Regions from separate parts of the Mus musculus genome. Here region 2 is linked to region 1. Evidence: chromatin contacts called from ENCODE POLR2A ChIA-PET data. All regions are on one chromosome and are shown on one strand. Each heading gives the region's core, a stretch centred on a gene start or an enhancer-like site at or near the end of the contact. The rest is flanking DNA. Distances are from core to core; before and after follow the strand shown.

What was found. ChIA-PET counts read pairs that join two places held with the same protein, here RNA polymerase II (POLR2A).
Region 2: POLR2A ChIA-PET joins it to region 1 with 138 read pairs in embryonic stem cell. The contact joins the promoter of Cdca3 here to the promoter of Grcc10 in region 1. POLR2A ChIA-PET finds 5 or more read pairs at or near these places in 4 of 5 experiments (Patski and embryonic stem cell).

The regions. Positions count from the first base shown.
Region 1 is chr6:124,739,693-124,742,392 of GRCm38, reverse strand. Grcc10 (gene rich cluster, C10 gene) reads left to right here and starts at 1,324. Exons shown (of 3, transcript NM_013535.2): 1 at 1,324-1,473; 2 at 1,698-1,874. The coding sequence starts at 1,422. Rnu7 (U7 small nuclear RNA) reads left to right here and starts at 1,107; the gene lies at 1,107-1,168.
Region 2 is chr6:124,828,777-124,831,476 of GRCm38, reverse strand. It overlaps Cdca3 (cell division cycle associated 3), which reads right to left and starts at 1,301. Exons shown (of 6, transcript NM_013538.5): 1 at 1,204-1,301; 2 at 827-974; 3 at 1-115. The coding sequence starts at 946. Usp5 (ubiquitin specific peptidase 5 (isopeptidase T)) reads left to right here and starts at 1,993. Exons shown (of 20, transcript NM_001326594.1): 1 at 1,993-2,192. The coding sequence starts at 2,082.

The sequences.
Region 1 (2,700 bases), core at 75-2,574:
TTTTTATTACTCATTTATTTTACAAGAGTCTTCATGCATACCAGAAGAGAATATCAAATCCCATTACAGATGGTTGTGAGCCACCAAGTGGTTGCTGGGAATTGAACTCAGGACACCTGGAAGAGCAGTCTGTGCTCTTAACCCCCTGAGCCATCTCTTTAACCTGACAAGGCTCTTCTTGATCTTGGATGCTCAGCTATACTTATGGGGTGCCCTGTCCTAGACCTTTAGATTGGGGAGTTCAGGCTCCTGAGGCCGTTCAGAGCAAGAATAGGCGCACAGCAAGCATAAGCAAATCTAAGACCTACTCAGCCCTTGGAAGTACATCACTGACATAATGTGCCACCAGAGTGCTCCAGAGACAGTTTCAGAGATCTGAATCCCTTCTCAGCATAGTTTATGATTTGAAACAGTTAAAGGTGTATAACATGGAGGCCAATAAGATTAGTATTTGTAAAAGATTTACTAATAGTTAGGTGTATGAGCTCATGTCTGCGCTTATGAATGCAAGGCCTCAAAAGAGACCAGAAGCTGTTGGGTCCCTGTAGCTTGGAGTTAGGGCAGTTAGGAATTGCCAAGCAGGGTGAGCCATCTTTGCAACCCCTCTATTTTTAATGAAGCAGGGCCATGGAGCCCAAGCTGGCCTTGAACTTCTCAGCTTTTGTGCTGGTATCACAGAAATGTGGCGCTATGCCCGGTCGGGCCTGATGTTCCAGAGTCTTTGCAGTGTGGGGAACTTGTAAGGATGAGACTACAAGACATCGGGCCACATCGCCTGCCACTACTTAAGTCCGATTCACTTCGGCTTTAGCTCCAAGCCTTTAATCTCGCGAAGCTCTTTTTTTTTTTTTAACAACATAGGAGCTGTGATTGGCTGTTTTCAGCCAATCAGCACTGACTCATTTGCATAGCCTTTACAAGCGGTCACAAACTCAAGAAACGAGCGGTTTTAATAGTCTTTTAGAATATTGTTTATCGAACCGAATAAGGAACTGTGCTTTGTGATTCACATATCAGTGGAGGGGTGTGGAAATGGCACCTTGATCTCACCCTCATCGAAAGTGGAGTTGATGTCCTTCCCTGGCTCGCTACAGACGCACTTCCGCAAGTGTTACAGCTCTTTTAGAATTTGTCTAGCAGGTTTTCTGACTTCGGTCGGAAAACCCCTCCCAATTTCACTGGTCTACAATGAAAGCAAAACAGTTCTCTTCCCCGCTCCCCGGTGTGTGAGAGGGGCTTTGATCCTTCTCTGGTTTCCTAGGAAACGCGTATGTGCTAGAGCCACGCTCTGAGACTTCCGCCTCGTGCGGTCCCGCTTCCTTTCTGCCTCCTCTGGCCTGCATCCGTGGGGGAGGTGGCTGGCTGCAGGGTTCTCCGGATCTCTTCTGTGTTCCCACTACTCAAGCACCGAGTGGCGTTCTATGGCGTCCGCCTCGGCTCAGCCCGCGGCCCTGAGCGCGGAGCAGGCCAAGGGTGAGGAAAGAGCCTAGTCTGGGTGTGGGCCGTCTTCTGGGGGGAGGGCGCGATACTATTCTTTGCCTCTCCAAGTGGGGCCCTTGCCCATTAGGGCGAAGGGTTGGGAGGACAAGCTTATCGGGTTGCTTGCAGGCCTCGGCCCACTAATTCCCTGCCTCTTCCCTCCTCTGGGCTCGCCCGCCGTCCTCCGCGGACCTCTCTGGGATGCTTCCGTCTCGCAGTGGTCCTGGCGGAGGTGATTCAAGCGTTCTCGGCCCCAGAGAATGCCGTGCGCATGGACGAGGCTAGAGACAATGCGTGCAACGATATGGGCAAGATGCTGCAATTTGTGCTGCCCGTAGCCACACAGATCCAACAAGAGGTTATTAAAGCCTATGGCTTCAGCTGCGACGGGGAAGGTGGGTCCCACAGGGCTTGGCAAAGGAATGGACTGGGGGTGGGACGCATGATGATGCCCCCCCCCCCCCCCGATCGATCTTTTTCTCGCCACAGGGCGGCAGTCACATCAAACATTGCCACTCACAGTTCAGGGACTAGACTTAAGCCCCGCCTGAAAAGTTATGGCTCTTGAAGCCAGGCATGGCCACAGTGGCCTTTCATCCCAGCATTTGAGAAGCAGAGGCAGGCAGGTCTCTGAGTTCAAGGCCAGCCTGGTATGTAGGGTGAGGAGTTCCAGGGTAGCCATGGCTATACAAAGAAAACCCTGTCTTGAAAAAACAAAAACCCACCAAACAAAAGTTCTGGCTCTAGAGTCCAAAGCCCTACATAGGCAAGTGTTTCTCCATGGCCCTCGAACTTCCCAGCTCTCCCCGAGTCAGGATCGCAGTAAGTTGCCCAGAATGGCCTTGAACCAGAGACCCACCTTTCTCAGCCTTTTGAGTAAGTGACAGGCTTGAGTCACTGGGCCCAGCTCTAACCTGAACTCTCTCGTGTACCTGAACTCTTTCTTGTCTGCCTTTTGGCTAATAGGTTTGGTGTGGCAGGTTGAGCCCTCTCTTCCCAAGGACAGTTGTTTATTAATTTTGTGTTTGTTTGTTTGTTTGTTTGTTTGTTAGCTAGCCAGGACTACCAGGGAGTCTCTTTCAAATCAGGCTGCTTGAGGCTAAGCTGCTGAACGTGGTTCACCCGAGACTGAAAACATAATGCTTTTTAATTTTTTGTTTGTTTGTTTGAGACAGGGTTTCTCTGTGTAGCCCTGGCTATCTTGGAACTCAATCTGTAGAC
Region 2 (2,700 bases), core at 52-2,551, 89 kb before region 1:
TCTTCATGGGTGTCCGTGCAATGCCAAGAGTAGGAGAGCGGGGATCTGGGTCTTGTGCCTGTTTGAGACCGTTCAGCTGTTCTGCTGGTAGGCTTGGCTGTGGAGAGCTCTCTACCTGTCAATACCACAGGTTAGAATAAGTCTGGGCCCTGGGCTGGAGAGATGGCTCAGCGGTTAAGAGCACTGGCTGTTCTTCCAGAGGTCCTGAGTTCAATTCCCAGCAACCACATGGTGGTTCACAACCATCTGTAATGGGATCTGATGCCCTCTTCTGGTGTGTCTGAAGACAGCAACAGGGTACTCATATACAAAATAAATAAATAAATCTTTAAAAAAAAAAAAAAGTCTGGGCCCTGACCTTTATCTCCTCCCCATATTTCTAGCCAGACCTGCGACTGCCCAGTGCAGGTTAAAGAATGCAGAAAGTTGCCAGGCACGGTAATGGCACATGCCTTTTATCTCAGTACTTGGGAGGCAGGAGGATCTCTATATGTTTGAGGCCAACCTGGTCTCCATTGTGACAGGGCTACATGGTGAGACCCCGTCTTTAAAAAAAAAAAAAAAAAAAAAAGGCAGAAAGTCAGCTAATGAAAAAAGAGATCATGTATTTGAAAGACAGCAAGGAGGGGTATACGGAAGGGTTTGGAGGGAGGGACAGGCAGATATGACAAGATTATATTAGAGCCTCAAAAATAAATAATAAAAGGGGGAGGGATGGAGAAAGTAGGGTTCCAGTGGCAGTGGGAATGAGGGCTCATGTAAACAAGCTAGGCAGAGGCCCGCATCCAGACAGCCTCCCTGCATTCCCCAGCCCAGCCCAGTATACCTGAATAGGAGTGCGCTGGATGCCAGCACTAGGTGAACGAGGGTCTGCTACTCGAGCCACTTGCTTGTTGCGTGGCAGAGGCCGTGCTGGAGTGCCTGAGACGCTCTGAGTCGAACCCATCTCCACTGGGGCTGGGGACGGGGCCCGGCTGTGCAGATGCAGAGGAAGGGACGTCCGTCAGAAGAGACTCAGAGCTTACTGCTTCCGTGTCGGACCTCTGACCCCATACCCACCCGATCTTCCCAGCTTCCAGCAGAGGAACCTCCGGGTCGCTAGCCCAGAGAACTCTGCAAGGATAACGAATGGAGATTTTTAACAGAGCAGTCAGGTCTGCGGGAGCCTTCGTATTTAACCACTAATTCATTCACATTACTTACCGGGCCCCAGCTCGACCTCTGCCCGAACACCAGCTAGAGAAATAACTCCCAAAGCCCGGAGTTTCAAACTTCCCTCCACGCCCCCTGCCCCGACCCTATTGGCTAAGCCGAAGCAGACTCTCATAGGCCAGTTGTGGAAAATGCGCCTTCCGGAGCAGAAAGCCATTGGTCTGAAGGATGTCTATCATGAGGACTGGCCAATGGGCTGAGGACTGGCTTGCCCTCCGGTGGTGGCTCCGTGAGCTGGGGACTTTTGTTTAGTATCAGCCTGACAGCGGTGGACTTGATGGGTGCCACTCGGCCTTTCTGTTTCATTAAACAAAATAGAATGAGTTATCAGACTGTATGCACAAAGCCAGCTGGAGACGGAGTTAATATGGTTTGTCTAAAGCGAAACAGCCATCCTTATTGGTTGACGGAGTTATCACGCATCTCTCAAAATCGCCTCATTGACTACTGCTTTTCAAATACCAAGACAAGTGCTTTCTGATTGGACGAGTCCTTGGCAAAGTTTCAGTAATCAATGCGTTTAAACAATTCACAGTTTCTGCTCTGCACGTAAGGCATTCTAGAGTCCTTGAATCACAGCTCCTGCAACTCCCAGCCCTCCTGGAACCGCCACATGAGCACTTGCCCTGGGAGAGCAGGATTGGTCCTTTCGGCCATCAGTTGTACCCGCGGCGCTTTTTATTGGTATTCGCTGAGTGGGGGCAGAGGGTGGAGCGCCAGGAGGCAGGCTGGGTCCAACTGCCGATCTCGCGCGTCTTGCCTTTAGCGCATGCGCACACTGAGTCGCGCTCATTGGATGCGAGAGACGGAGGGGGGCGGTACTAGGTACAGTGGGAGCTGCTGTGTGAGGAGGAGCTGCTGCCGGTGTCATGGCGGAGCTGAGTGAAGAGGCGCTGCTGTCAGTGTTACCGACGATCCGTGTCCCCAAGGCGGGAGACCGGGTCCATAAAGACGAGTGCGCTTTCTCTTTCGACACGCCGGTAAGCCCATTCCCCACGCCCGCGACGACCACGACTTCCTTCCATTGCCCTGGTCATTCGGCCAGGCCTGCAAACCTTGGGCTACCGCCTCCTTGCGATGCACCCTGGGACTTGTAGTTTTCTCCATACCTCTCTGCTTTTGCTTTTCATTCTCTGTAGCTGTAGTATGACTACCACTCCCGGAAGCTACAGCTCTCGCCTTGCCCACTCCTGGTCTCGTGAAGCATTATGGGCATTGTAGTTGGCCATGTCCCTAGTTCCTATTCTAAGTTCGAATTGTAACCCGTACGGCGAACTACATCCCCCAGGCGACTCCCAGAAAAACCCTTGAATGTGGCCTTGCACGTTGCGCAGGGCTCTCCGGGTTTTGTAGTTTCATGTGGGAGGAGTAGGGGCGACTCCCCGCTGTTCAGGGCAAGGGTTGAGATTGGGAAGGTATGTATCCTGCAGCTTCTAGTCTGGAAGAGGATGCCAATCTGTGAAGAAGTCCGATTTAGAGAAACACTGA